2 separate regions of the Homo sapiens genome follow, and region 1 is linked to region 2. The links are chromatin contacts, found by Hi-C in ENCODE. All regions are on one chromosome and are shown on one strand. Each heading gives the region's core, a stretch centred on a gene start or an enhancer-like site at or near the end of the contact. The rest is flanking DNA. Distances are from core to core; before and after follow the strand shown.

The links. A loop is a pair of places that touch in the nucleus more often than their neighbours do. Pooled maps may share reads with other maps.
Region 1: a loop to region 2 is called in a map of CD4-positive, alpha-beta T cell, with 3 times the contacts of the local background. The contact joins the promoter of TXNDC5 here to the promoter of CAGE1 in region 2. A Hi-C loop is called at or near these places in 2 of 168 maps with a recorded cell type or tissue (CD4-positive, alpha-beta T cell and naive thymus-derived CD4-positive, alpha-beta T cell) and 14 of 50 pooled maps.

Annotation. Positions count from the first base shown.
Region 1 is chr6:7,905,809-7,912,866 of GRCh38, reverse strand. It overlaps TXNDC5 (thioredoxin domain containing 5), which reads left to right and starts at 2,079. Exons shown (of 10, transcript NM_030810.5): 1 at 2,079-2,353. The coding sequence starts at 2,091. The region is part of intron 4 of BLOC1S5-TXNDC5 (BLOC1S5-TXNDC5 readthrough (NMD candidate)); the gene reads left to right. RefSeq lists silencers at 1,795-2,224, 2,595-2,714, 2,915-3,004.
Region 2 is chr6:7,384,843-7,391,866 of GRCh38, reverse strand. It overlaps CAGE1 (cancer antigen 1), which reads left to right and starts at 2,125. Exons shown (of 14, transcript NM_001170692.2): 1 at 2,125-2,665; 2 at 4,671-4,888; 3 at 5,995-6,082. The coding sequence starts at 4,694. It overlaps RIOK1 (RIO kinase 1), which reads right to left and starts at 2,059. Exons shown (of 17, transcript NM_031480.3): 1 at 1,794-2,059. The coding sequence starts at 1,864. RefSeq lists enhancers at 1,387-2,173, 1,777-2,196, 2,327-2,376, 2,387-2,446.

The DNA.
Region 1 (7,058 bases), core at 830-3,329, 520 kb before region 2:
ATGATGAGAAAGAAGCATTGCAGAAATGGGTTTCTTGAGCAAACAGTCGAGGAGGTGCTGGGCAGAGTGGATGCCTTCAGATTTTGGAGATGGTGCAGATGCTGGTGATGACAAGTGCTAGGGTCTCCCTTTTGGGTGTGAGTTACTGAGGGAAAGGTAGATGGAGCATCCACCTGGATGCTGAAGATGCCAGGAATGAAAGACAGGAAAGGGGTGGCCAGGAACACTGTGAGCCAGGAACCAAAGTCTTCACTGAACCAGGAAGAGTGATGTGGAAGAATGACAGGAACTGGCAGGGAAGAGGGTGCCATGCCCAGTGGCATCAATTTAAGGAGTACTGAAGGTTTTGTAGGATTTGGAAGGAGCAATGGGGAACCAGGAAGGCATCAGCTTTACTTCCTGGCTCTGAGGGACTCCAGGTGTGAAAGAATGAGCAGCCAACACTTGAGAGAGCTCCTAGAACTGTGTTTCAGTTAAAAACGAAAGACACTGATGCTGTAAGAGTGTATGGCGATGCTTGTGGGAATTTCCCAACAGCACCGTGGAAGGGTTTGGGAGGTTTGAGGTGTTGGAGAACACAGGGATTAGAGTTTGGCAATAACAGTTATTGGAGAGAATCCCTGGATTTCTAGTGTTGAGTGAGTTTCACAGGGACACAAAGCATGATGCAACCACATCACGGAAGGCCTTGAATGGCTGCCCCAGGCATGACTATTTCACCCCATCGGCCAAGGCCATGGGGACAGTGGTGGCGTTTTGGTCCAAGTTTAAGCAGCAAACTGTCTTGGTCAAAGGCAGGCTTTAGGAAAATTAATTTTCCAGCCATGTGAATGAAAGAGACTCTTAGAAAGCTACTGCAATAGGCCAGGCTTAGTCTCCGTTCAGGGTATGAACACTGAGAATGCTGGAAGGAAATCATGGTTACAGGAAATGCGGTTGAATTTTGAGACACACGGGAAAAGAGCGAGCAATACAAGATGCCTCCCATGTTTCAAGCTTAAGTGGCTGGAAGAACAGACTTTGGAGGGAGATTGATGGTTTTGGTGTTTGGCAACCCATGGTTAAAGGTTCATAAGTGGCTGGGCCTAAGGCGGGAGCAGAATAATGACAGGTGAGACAGTGGGCGCGTCCCCTGTTGCCAAGCCAGGAGTTAACTACCTGGGGCTTCCTGGATTGAGGATAATCAAAGAGCAGGCAGGATCCCGGAGAGCAACCCGGTGATTCTAATTTAGCTTCAGATCCCCGGGGTAGGGCTGGAGCTTTCGATTACCATCTGCTGTAAGGTGTGTGTGCAGGTGCGAGTTATGAGTCGCTGGGCAGGGATGCCTTCGGGCCATTCCACAGGCTGAGTTCAGCCATAGCAGGCGTGCTGTCATTCATTTTAGTAACCGGCATAAATGAGGGCACAGTAGGACCCCAGTCAGTCCTGCTAGGTGCCTTCTTGTCTAGAAGAGGCCGCTTTGACTTTCTTTCCTCTTCATCCCTGAGTTGAGGCCGGGCAGGGGTAACCAGCAAGGGGTTCACTTGGGAAGCGGGTTTCATCACCCCTCTGAGCCCAGGTCGAGAATCACAGTTGAGCTCTGGCCAAGAATCTAACTAATTCAGGTGCAAACCCCACCGTCTTTTGCCCGATTTCCTATATTCTGCTGACAGCAGCTCTCTCCTTCCTTTGGCCTGAAATCGCGGGGTGCTTGTGTGAGCTGAGATTAGCCGAGGCTGACCTGCCCCTCCGTGGCTTCCCGCTGGCCTCATCGTTACTTCGTGTGTTCACCGCCGCTCTGAGCAGAGCGGGCCCCTGGGGAAAGGGGTGCGGGCCTGGGTTGCGGAGGCGCAGGAGCCTCGCGGGATTGGGGCGAGCCGTCCCATGGCGGGAAGGCAGGAGGCCGGACTCGGAAGGCTCTCCCAGACTCGGTCCCTCGCTCCAGCCCTTCCCTGCCGGTGCGCGGAGCCGGGGCTCGGGCGGGTAGCGGTCGCGCGCCGGCGCGGGCGGGCGGGGAGAGGAAGGGGCGCGGCCTCTCCGGGGCGGGGCGCGGGGCGGGCGCTGCGAGGGGACCGGAGGCCGCGGCGAGAGCGCGCCCAGCCCCGCCGCGATGCCCGCGCGCCCAGGACGCCTCCTCCCGCTGCTGGCCCGGCCGGCGGCCCTGACTGCGCTGCTGCTGCTGCTGCTGGGCCATGGCGGCGGCGGGCGCTGGGGCGCCCGGGCCCAGGAGGCGGCGGCGGCGGCGGCGGACGGGCCCCCCGCGGCAGACGGCGAGGACGGACAGGACCCGCACAGCAAGCACCTGTACACGGCCGACATGTTCACGCACGGGATCCAGAGCGCCGCGCACTTCGTCATGTTCTTCGCGCCCTGGTAACGCCGCGCAGGCCGGCGCCCTGCCCCGCACTTGGCGCTTCGCGGGGCGTGGGGCGCTTGGGCGCCGCGGGCGGGGGGTCCCGGGGCCACGTGGACGCCGACGGCTCTGGTCTGCGGCGTGCGTGCTACGGGCGCGGGGCTCGGGGCTCAGGGGTGCGGGGTGTAATACTGGGGGCGCGGGGCCGGGAGCGCGGGGACCCTGCGGGTTCGGGGCTCCGGCTGGCGGGGAGCGGGGGGCGCGGGCGCCGCGGCTCGGGGCCGGGAGCCGGGGACTGCAGGGGACCGAGGGCTTGGGGCTCCGGGTCGGGAGGCGTGAGCTCAGCGGGCCGGGCACTGGCGGCTGACGTGGCGCTCGGCGGCCGGGGCGGTGCGGGAGGAGGGGGCGGACCCCTAGGGGACAGCCGGGAAAAGCCCGCCCTGCGCCGCGCTCCTGAATTCAACCGCCTCTTGCACCTCGGCACCGAGGGAGGGGAAGGTGGGGTCGTCGCCCTTTCGGGCAGCCGGGAGTCCAAATGTCACCCCGCGGTCCCTGCCCAGCGCCCCAAACTTCCTGTGCCGGCCGGACGCGCGGCCTGCCCGTGGGCCACGTGCACTCACCAGAGCGGCCTTGCTGCTGCCGCGGCCACCGGGGTCGGCTGGGACAGACTGCGGGCACGTCCCCTTCCAGAGGCTTTAACTGAAAAATAGAACCCAGGAAGGTGTGGTTTCCCACTTTGTGCGTCTTTTGTGGGATAGGAAGGAGTGGTCCGGGCAGAGGAGGGTTGCTGAGCTACCCCGGGAAGACCAAGGTAGTGCGAATTCTGGAACCCCTCCGCCCCCCTGCAGCTCAGGGTGGATGTAATCTCTGAACGGAGCCCACTGGTCCTCAACTCCAGGCTGTCCTGTCACCTCCCTGCTGCTCTCTCGGGTCCAGGTCACTTGTTATGTGTGAGATCGGAAAAGCCCCTCCGTTGAGCAGATGGTCCCTCTTGCTTTGGTTCTCTGGGCGAGGCTTTGGTGTGGGCCTCGCTGCTGACCTGAGAGACCCTACCCTGGCACTCATCCCACGGAAGAGCTTCCTGTCATTCACACAAGCATGTGCACAGCTTTCCTGCCAGTGCCGGGATGCCCCGAGGAAGGGAAGTGACCACAGGCCAGAGCAGAAAGCCATAATTTTAGGACACAAGACCTTTGAGAGGTTGGAATAGCCTGCAGGTTCTTGTTGCAGAACTTGGTATTCTTCCCCAGAGCTCAGTAGAGGCTCACTTGGGAAAGGGATGTAGGGAGGCATAGAGAAAAGGTACCCTAAGAAAAATGGCCAGTTCAGAAATTGTACCTTTCAAACTGGGAGAAACGTTTTTCTCTTAACCTTGTATTCAGGCTATTACTGCGTTTCAGTTCATTTGGAGTTAAATCAACTTTTAGGGCCACTGTGGGTTTATTAACAATGTGTATATGAAGTACATTATGTTTCACATTCCTAAGAACCAACTGACTCGAATTTTTACAACTCCAATGGTTTAGAAATTACTTTGTAACATAAAACAATCAGGCAGTATTAACAGTTTCTCTTTGTTCGGGAGTATTCTCAGCAACTATTTCAATTAAGTGTACTACTTAATTGGAGCCTATTTCAGTGGAATACATCTGTCGATGGGTTTTCTTTTTTCTTTCTTCATTATTTATTTATTTTAGAGATGGGATCTTGCTCTGTTACCCAGCCTGAAACCAGTGGTACGCAGCCGCAGCTCACTGTAGCCTCTAACTCCTGGGCTCAAGTGATTCTCCTGCCTCAGCCTCTGAAGTAGCTGTGACTACAGGCGCAGGTCATCACACCCAGCTTATTTTGTTGTTGTTGTTTTTGTTGTAGTTGGTAGAAACAGGGTCTCGCTATGTTGCCGGGGCTGGTCTCAAACTCCTGGCCTCAATCAGTACTTCTGCCCTGGCCTCCCAAAGTACTGAGATTACAGGCATGAGCCATCGCATCCCATTCTTTACTTTTTTTTTTTTTTTAAAGAAAAACTGACATGCAGATGTAATAAGTCCCCACAGTGCCAAAGGAATTTTAAGTTTAGAATCTTTGCAATAAATACCAGCTAGTCCTGGGCTGAGTGAGAGAAAACTGGCACATCTGGGCACTTGGTATTAAGTAAATTCCTTTTCCATTATATGTGGCTTGTAGACATTTAGCTGGATGCTTCCAGAATAATTAGCTTTATGTTGTTACTTTTTTTTTTTTTTTTTTTTTTTGAGATGGAGTCTTGCTCTGTTGCCAGGCTGGAGTGCAGTAGCGCAATCTTGATTTACTGCAACCTCCACCTCCTGGGTTTAAGCGATTCTCCTGCCTCAGCCTCCTGAGAAGCTGGGACTACAGGTGCGTGCCACCACGCCCAGCTAATTTTTGTATTTTTAGTAGAGATGGGGTTTCACCATGTTGGCCAGGATTGTCTCGATCTCTTGACCTCGTGTTCTGCCCGCCTCTTCCTCCCAAAGTGCTGGGATTACAGGCGTAAGCCACCGCACCTGGCATATTTGTTGACTTCTTGATAGTCTACTACAAATACTTAAACAGAGATATGTGGGTTTCTATGATGGTGTTTAAGTTGGACTTTTAAGAGGGCCCTTTCAGAAAACTGCAGATACTGCAGTAGGGCTCACGAATAGGCTGCCAGGAAAGGAGGCTGAGTGGGCGGCGAGTCAAATGGGAGGTCAGCAGGGGCAAGATCAAGTAGGACCAACAATACCTGGCACAACACTTTGGTAAGTTGTAAGGCTGAGAGCAAGGTGGTGACTCTGGAGGGGTCTATGCAGGAGAGGGAAGGAGGTCCTGGAGTGGTGAGCTGAGCGTTTGGAGCTCAGATAGAAGACTCAGTGGACTCCCCCTCAACACACACATACCTTTTTCCAGTTTCAGCTGCCGTGGAGTGGTGAAAGCCCACGTGTGATTAAGGGGCTGGGGCCCCTGTAACAAAAACATCAATCTGTGTATTTTTGCCCTGCACTTGGCTTCTGCAGGGTTATCCTGCTGCTGTAGATTTTTTGCCAACATCAGGTCACAACTTCTGTATGGCCAGTTTGTGAGTCACCCTGAACCTGGTGACAGTGAGGTCAAGATTTGGACCAGGTAGCTTTGCTCTACTTCTTGGCCACAGGCTACCTTCTGAGTGCAGCTGCCTGTCTCAGAGTTGGGTGCTGTAGCCGCAGGGCCGACTAGATAGCACCTGTGGCCCCATCACAGCCAGGAGCAAGGGCACGCCCAACTTGGTGATGGCCCAGAATGGTCAGTTTTGATTTAGCGCACCACAAACTTATTTATTGTTTATTCTCATTCTTAATCTAATCTTGTGTTTTCTCAAAAAAAAAAAAGGGAAAAAAAAAGCAGTAGCAAAACAAAACCTTGTCAAGATTGCAGAGGAGTTCTAAAGTTCCAGAATGAGCATATCTGATCAAAGTCCCCTGAAGGTCAGAACTGCCCTTGACAGTCCCTTAGGAAGGTGCCTTGTTGGACACCGCCCCAGTCAGTCAGTCAGTCCCCACTGCCAGCGTTTCCTCCAGCATTAGAACTATCATGGCTTCTTTGGTTAAACACCAAATGGACTAGTTCTCAAACCTGTGCCTTTAGACAGCAGGGTCACACTTAATGTAGTCGGAGAGATGCTCATGCCATGAGAAGCATGTAGGAACCAAGGCCTGCTGAGGAACAAAAACCTCACATCTCCCAGCTTGCACACACTTCAGGGTTCTGTGGGAATTGCCTTTTTTTTTTTCTTGTTTCCTTCTCCCCCGCCACATAAACTCACTTTGTTGAATCTACAGAAGTTAAATCTGCATGTATAGTTTCATTGTGCTTTTTTTTTTGTATCTGAGTATCTCATAAAGCAGGGATTCTCTTAGCTGGCCAAGAAAGTGCTGTTTAGGGAAGACACATTAACTTGAAGCAGACTTTTTCAGTGCTACCTTTAAGTCTGTTTTTCTTTTTTTTTTTTTTTTTTTTTTGAGATGGAGTCTTGCTCTATCGCCCAGGCTGGAGTGCAATAGCATGGTCTCGGCTCACTGCAACCTCCGCCTCCCGGGTTCAAGCGATTCTCCTGCCTCAGCCTCCTGAGTAGCTGAGATTACAGGCGTGTGCCACCATGCCCAGCTAATTTTTGTATTTTTAGTAGAGATGGGGCTTCACCTTGTTGGTCAGGCTGGTCTCGAACTCCTGACCTTGTGATCCGCTTGCTTCGGCTTCCCAAAGTGCTGGGATTATAGGTGTGAGCCACCACACCCGGCTTAAATCCTTTTTTTCTTAAGAGACAAAATCTCTGTCACCCAGGCTGGAGTGCAGTGGTGTGATCATAGCTCGCTGCAGCCTCAAACTTCTGGCCTCAAGTGATCCCTCTGCCTCAGCCTCCCAGGTAGCTAGGACTGCAGGTGTGTGCCACCACACCAGGCTAATTTTTTAAAATTTTTTGTAGATGGGGGTCTCACTGTGTTGCCCAGGCCAGTCTTGAACCCCTGGGCTCAAGCAGCTCTCCTGCCTTGGCCTCCCAAAGTGCTGGGATTACAGGCATGAGCCACTGCTACCGACTTAAATGCTTATTTTTGAGGTAATCTGTCAGAAAATAAAAGGAGATTTAACAGATTATTAAATTATTTTGAGGAAGAAGTCACAATTCTAAGCGTTGAGTGTTCATATAAGCAAGTGTGTTTAAAAAAAAAGCATTTTAAAAAGCGATAC
Region 2 (7,024 bases), core at 876-3,375:
ACATATGCTCCACAGATTGATATATAATTGCCTAGAGTGGCATGTTAAAGTTGTAACTTTGCCAGATAATTCTTCGTTGTGGGGGACTGTCTTCTGCACTGTAGGATTTTTAGCAGCATATCTCTGGCCTCTACTTACCAGATGCCACTAATGTACCACCACCCCCAGCTGTGACATACAAAAACGTCTCCAGAAATTGCCAAAAGTCCCCTGGGTAGAAGTCGGGATGGCAACATCTTCCCCAATGGAAAATCACTGGTGTATCCTTACAATACCCTGGGGTGGATGGTAAATTAGTGCCCTCTCATTACCATTAACTACCCACTAGCTATGCTGGCTGTGTTTCTTCTGCTGCTTTTCTTCTCTAAAGCTTTTTGTACACTTCTCCGTAACCATAAAACTGGAATGCCCTTCCTCTTTCTCTGGCTAACCCCTACTCATCCATCAAGTATCAGCTCACTATCACTTGCTCAAGGAAGTCTTCCCTATTTTTCCCCCACTTCTCCTTTGTACTACTTACCCAATTCGAATACAAATAGTCTAATTATTTAATAATATCGGTTTCCCCTGCTAGGGTGCAAGCTCTGTGTCATTCAGGATGGTATTTACCAATGCCTCCCTACCACCTAAGACTAGATCTGACTCACAGAAAGCATTCAACATACATATATTTATTGAAAACATCCCCAATAATTAACAAAATCCGCATGTGATGAATCCTTACTGTAAACATAAAGTACAAGCTGTTTTCTTGGAATTCCAAAATAACTCCAATATGTTTCATTTTGCTTTTAGGCAGGAGTTATCCTTCATCCCTCTTTCCCCAGACTCCACGTCCAGTCTACCACCAAACGCTGCCACTTCTACCTCCAAGACATATCTTTAGGATCTGGGCTCTAGTCCCCACCATCTTTGAATCTGATTACCTTATTATTTTTGAACTGGTCTCTCTGTTCCACTCCCACCCTCCATGAACATCATCTACCTAGAAAGAATGATTCCTTTAAATCACCAAGCAAATAATGTCATTCTTCTGCTAAAATCCCTCCTATGGCTTTCCATAAGACCCACATTAATATCTGAACTTTTCACCATCACTTGTAAAGGTCTCCATGATCTGGCCCCCCTTCTTACTTCTCTATCACCCTACCAATCTTCTCAACTACCTCCACTGTGCTCTAGGCACTCTGGCCTCGGGGCCTTTGCTCTTGCTGTCCCTTCTGTGTGAAATGCTGTTCCCTCTGCTCTTGCCAGGATTAGCTCCTTGTCATTCAAATCTGGACTTAACCTTTCCCTACCCATTCAGTCACCACTTGGTATATCAAACGATTTGCATAGTCTACATCATTATTTGGTTTTTAAATGGTGTGCCCTCTCTTTCACGTAGAAGGTAAAGTTCCATGACAGCAGGAAGTTGGTTCTTCTTGTTACCTCCGGCGCCCAGGACAGAACGTGGTACATATTAAGTGCTTAGTAAGTATTTGTTGAACGCTAAATGTGGTTAAAACGCAAAAACCCATGTTTCCTAATCGCTATCCCCAACTCTGCCTCCCAGTGACGCTAACCGACCTGAGAACCGCAGACTCCCTTGACAAGTAGCTTTCACTTAACTCTGCCGCGTGAACTGGGAGAAAAACCCAGCTGGGATGCAGAAACAGGCAAAGGGTTGTCAAGAGAGACGCTGAGTGATGAACCACTAGTCTCCCTCTAAACCGCAAACAAGAGTCCACACCCCAAGGGGGCGGTCAAGGAGAGAGCCGTACCCAGAGCCAGGGCACTGTACGGCCGCCTACCTGTCAGAGGAGTCCGCGTCGTCGAATTGCCCGGGGACCACCCGGCTCATGAGAAGCCGCCGGTAGTCCATGACTGGAGAGCGCCGCCGGAGGCCGCCGCTCTGCGATGGAAAGGAACGGCTCAGACGGATGTACCCACGGCCGATCCAAAGGCCTTGGCGTGGATATCCGCCTTGCAAACCATTCAGAAGCCAACAGTGGCCACCACGTGCGACGGGAAAACGGGACCGACAGATCCACCACCCTGCCACCCCAACCGGAAGCCCCTCACCGCCTCGCCCGGAAGTCTGACTTGAGCGGAAGTCCCGCCCCTGCGCCGAGCTGGGAGTCCGGAGCTCTCTGGATGGCGCGCTGTATAGGGCTGTGGATGTTCTGTGCTCTCAGGAAGGCGTGTTGAGTAGCCGGCACGGCGAGGCCCGTGCTGGCCGTTTCTTCCCGGAGTTTTCGTTTCTGTACCCCACTTTGTGTTTACTGCGGCAGGAGGCGCCAGCTAGCCCACAGGCTGTTCGGCCTAGGGGGTCGTACCTTCCTAACTTCACCACTCTCTGGGAAGACACCGCACCCACAGTAGGGTCGCTCGGGCCTCGCGGGCTGCACCTGTCTCTGCGGAGTTCCCCCGGCGCGGGCGGACGTCACACAGGGGCGTTCCAGCACTCCGGGAGCCCGATTGCGAGTTTGTGAGAGTCCTTGGTGGAGGAGGTTGGAAAGCGTTCTCCCTCCCACAAAACCCGGTGCAGAGGGAGGGAGAGCCAGGTCCGTAGCGTGGGTCCAAGAAACTATGGATCCTGGAAGTGAGCACACTTTTGTGTCTTAAAAAGTTTGGTGTCTCGTTTTGAGGTGAAAAATGAATGAGATAAGTGCTTTTTAAAAAGGTAAAGTTTGTCTTACAACTGAAAAAGCTTTTAAACAAAACTATAGTTTTTGCGAGTAACTCCCGTGACACCTCTTTTAACTCCTATCTTAAAACAGCTTTAGAATGTCTCTGGAACATCTATTCAAACATTTGATAAATATGTTAAAAATCCAACATAAACCTGTAAGGACAAATGAAAGATGGAAAAAATAGTCTAACTTTAAATTAAAAAGGTAAACTGGCAGATTGTGCAGTGCCACATGAGGGATGAACAAAGTTGTAGAAATGTAATTGGAAGTGCTGGGTTCACAAACAAGAAAACTAAGAAACAAGGCCTTTGCGCTTTTTTGCATTGGGAAAACAAAGCAAGAATTTTTCAGATCTCACCACAATCCAGGCAGCATTATTTGAAAGACAAGGGAGAAGTGAGCATAAAGTTGGGCCTTTCACTGATCCTGACTGGTCTGCTTGGCTTACTTTTTTATATTTTACCAAGTGATGACATAGGTTTGAAAACAACTAATTTTCAATAAACTATTCATTCAGAAATTCAATAAAAGAATCCAGGCAGATGAGTAATGACTATAAATTGAAAGAGCTTGATAGAAATAAGTCATTGGAATGCAGGTTTTATTCAATCAATATTTGCTGTGTAGACAGCACTGGTCCATTTGCAGTAGGGGATATTGGAAAGCCCTAAGTATGCTCCTCTCAAGACATTTATGATCTGTAAACACAAACACTAACACCCTTGAAACAGTGGTGAAGCTCTAAAACAGTAAACGAAATCACCAAGTGCTGAATTGTAAGATAGAGATTTAGAGACTGAAGACATTGTAGGAATTTTGAAAATAGATGAATGGGTAGATGGGAAGGTTTTAGGAGAGAAGCACGTGCCAGGGCAGATGACTGAAGCTTAATTCGTAAGGAACATTATCTGTCTGCAGGGAAATGAGCCTGATCTGAGTAGAGCAGGGGAGTACCGGGTAGGGGATGTCACTCCAGGCTATGGATGGCCTGGAAGGACAAAAATTTATAGAATCAATGTGAGTGGCCATCCTTTCCACTCTCAGCTCTGGAGCTCTGGACAGGCCTGAGGAAGTCAGGAGAATATGGACCAGTGTGGCAACATGGGATGGAAAGAAAGCACAGGTTACTGAAAGACTTTTTTTTTTTTTTTTTTTTTTTGAGATGGAGTCTTGCTCTGTCACCCAGGCTGGAGTGCAGTGGGCCATCTCGGCTCACTGCAAGCTCTGCCTCCGGGGTTCACGCCATTCTCCTCCCTCAGCCTCCAGAGTAGCTGGGACTACAGGCACACGCCACCGCGCCCAGCTAATTTTTTTTTTTTTTTTTTTTTGTATTTTTAGTAGAGATGGGGTTTCACCGTGTTAGCCAGGATGATCTCGATCTCCTGACCTCGTGATCCGCCCGCGTCGGCCTCCCAAAGTGCTGGGATTACAGGCGTGAGCCACCGCGCTCGGCCCTGAAAGACATTTTTAAAGGAGACATGGACGGGACTTGGTATCTGAATAGCCATGCATGATGAGGTAGAGGGATGCCAAGACAAGTCCAGTTTTCAAACACATGTACCTGAGGGAATAGGCGCAGTATAGGAAAGTGAGGAGGGAAAACAGTTACAATGCTGGGTTTGACTTGGTAGTGAGGTGTTCAAGTGGAAGGTATCAAGTAAATAAAAATCCAGGATTTTGTGGAAACTATTAGGTCTCTGATAATATTTTGTAAATATCCTTGATTAAATAACACAGAGATCCCTTCACTTCTAGGTCCAAAGCCTTCTAGGGAGTTATTGGATAGTAGCCAATACTGTTTGTTTTTCTCCAAATCAGTATTTACTACCATACCAAATTACGGTATACTCAGACTAAAATTTTTAATTTTTCTAATAACTTGACAAATGACATTTCAAATAAGGGCAGTGAACTTTGCTACTTTCTTAATGAGAAGAGGGATAGGGAAAAAACTTTTTGTTTATACCTACTAATAGACACATTTTTTTTTTAAAGAAGTCTTCTATTGTTCAACAGTTATGAACAAGGACTATCAAAAATTTTGGTCATCACCTTCAGATCCTGTACATTTTGAAGTGGATACTTCTCATGAAAAAGTAGAAAGCATGTCAGAATCGGATACCATGAATGTCAGCAATCTTTCTCAAGGTGTAATGCTTTCACATTCTCCAATCTGTATGGAAACCACCGGCACCACTTGTGACTTGCCTCAGGTGTGCATTGCTTATAAGTTCCAGGAGGCTCAGATGTATTCAGAATTCACATTGTCTTCCATATGAAAATTTCTTCAAAACTATAAGGAACAATAAAACAATATTCGGTGGACACATAAAGGAGGGGAATACAGGGTCTGGTTTTCCCAGTTTCGCTAGCGTAAGATACATTTTGACCAGCCTGGGCAACATGGTGAGACCCCATCTCTGCTAAAAATATAAAAATTAGCCAGGCATGGAAGCGAGCACCTGTAATCCCAGCTACTCTGGAGGCTGAGACAGGAGAATCACTTGAACCTGGGAGGTAGAGGTTACAGGGAGCCAAGATCGCGCCACTGCACTCCAGCCTATGCGAGAGAGCAAGGTACATTTTTACACACAGTGTTAAAACTGATCCTTTCTAGCCAGGAGTGCAGCCAGGGGACGTGACCAATTCAGTCAGAGGCAGGACAAGAGCCCAAGGAACCTGACTTCTAGTCTAATGCATCTTCCACTTACATCAGTATGCAAATGATTCAGTTGTCATTCATAATGACATTGACAGCACCCTGCATATAAATGACAACTTTCCTGTCTTCATGAAAATGCCTAGCTCCCTTTATTAAAAAATAAAAGATTGTAATGTCCCAATATCTTCATGAGTGTTGTGCTAAACGTTTGATAGTCAGTGACATCTGATTCCACTAAATAGGAATTTATAAAAATACATCAAAGATATATGCCTGTTTTATATATCTTCAGTGTTAAAAGACTGAAATAACCATCTTAATGCTGTTTAGACTAGATTTAATAAACATCAAATAATTATCAATACATAAATATGCTATCACGTATCCCTAAGTTTATAGTCACATGATTTGACTTACCAAAAAACCAAAATATTAAAATAACAAGCTATTTGTTACATTGTTGTTTAATATTGGGACTCTGTTAGCATAGTTTTACTAAAAGGGAGCCAAATACATGCTGGGGAAAGATACTAGAAAGCACATTCTACCTATGTAATGAAATATTCTAATAGCAGAATTATGTAACAATGTGCAAATACCTTTAGAAGAAGCTTGTGATGTTTGCTTGAAGTATTGATGCCTTTTTTATTAATACAGAACGAAATAAAGAATTTTGAAAGGGAAAATGAGTATGAATCCACACTTTGTGAAGATGCTTATGGCACACTAGACAATTTGTTAAATGGTAAGTATCTACTTGTTAGCAATATGCAAAAGAGAGAAACTTTTTTTTGTGTTCCGTGATAGTAACAATAGCCAGGTTTTGTGCTAAGCACTTTATATACATCATCACACTTAATCCACAAAAAAATCTTATTGAAATAAGAATTTTAAAAAATTGAAGTAAGGGCTGTTTTTATCTTCATTTTACAGATAAGGAAAATAAGGCTCAGAGAGTAACTTGCCCAGGATTGTGTAGCTTTAAATGAATGAGCCGTGATCAAGTCTCAGACTCAGACACAAAAATTTTCTACTATACAAGTATCCTTAAATGTGTATTGAGGTTGGGTGTGGTGGATCATATCTATAATACCAGTGCTTTGGAAGGCCAAGGCAGGAGGATTGCTTGAGCCAGGAAGTCCAAGGCTGTTATGAGCTATGATCATGTCACTGCACTCCAGTGGGCAACAGAAGGAGAACCTGTCTCTTAAAAAAAAAAAGCGGGGGCCAGGCACGGTGGCTCACGCCTGTAATCCCAGCACTTTGGGAGGCTGAGGCAAGTGGATCACCTGAGGTCGGGAGTTCAAGACCAGCCTGACCAACATGGAGAAACCCCGTCTCCAGTAAAAATACAAAATTAGCTGAGTGTGGTGGTGCATGCCTGTAATCCCAGCTACTTGGGAGGCTTAGGCAGGAGACTCCCTTGAACCCAGGAGGTGGAGGTTGCTGTGAGCCGAGATTGCACCATTGCGCTCCAGCCTGGGCAACAAGAGCGAAACTCCATCTCAAAAAAAACCAAAACAAACAAAAAACACCAGGTACAGTGGCTCACACCTGTAATCCCAGCTCTTTGGGAGGCCAAGGCAGAAGGATTGCTTGAGTCCACTAGTTTGAAATCAGATTGGGCAATAGGACGAAACCCCGTCTCTACTAAAAATACAAAAAATTAGCCAGGCATCGTGGTCCA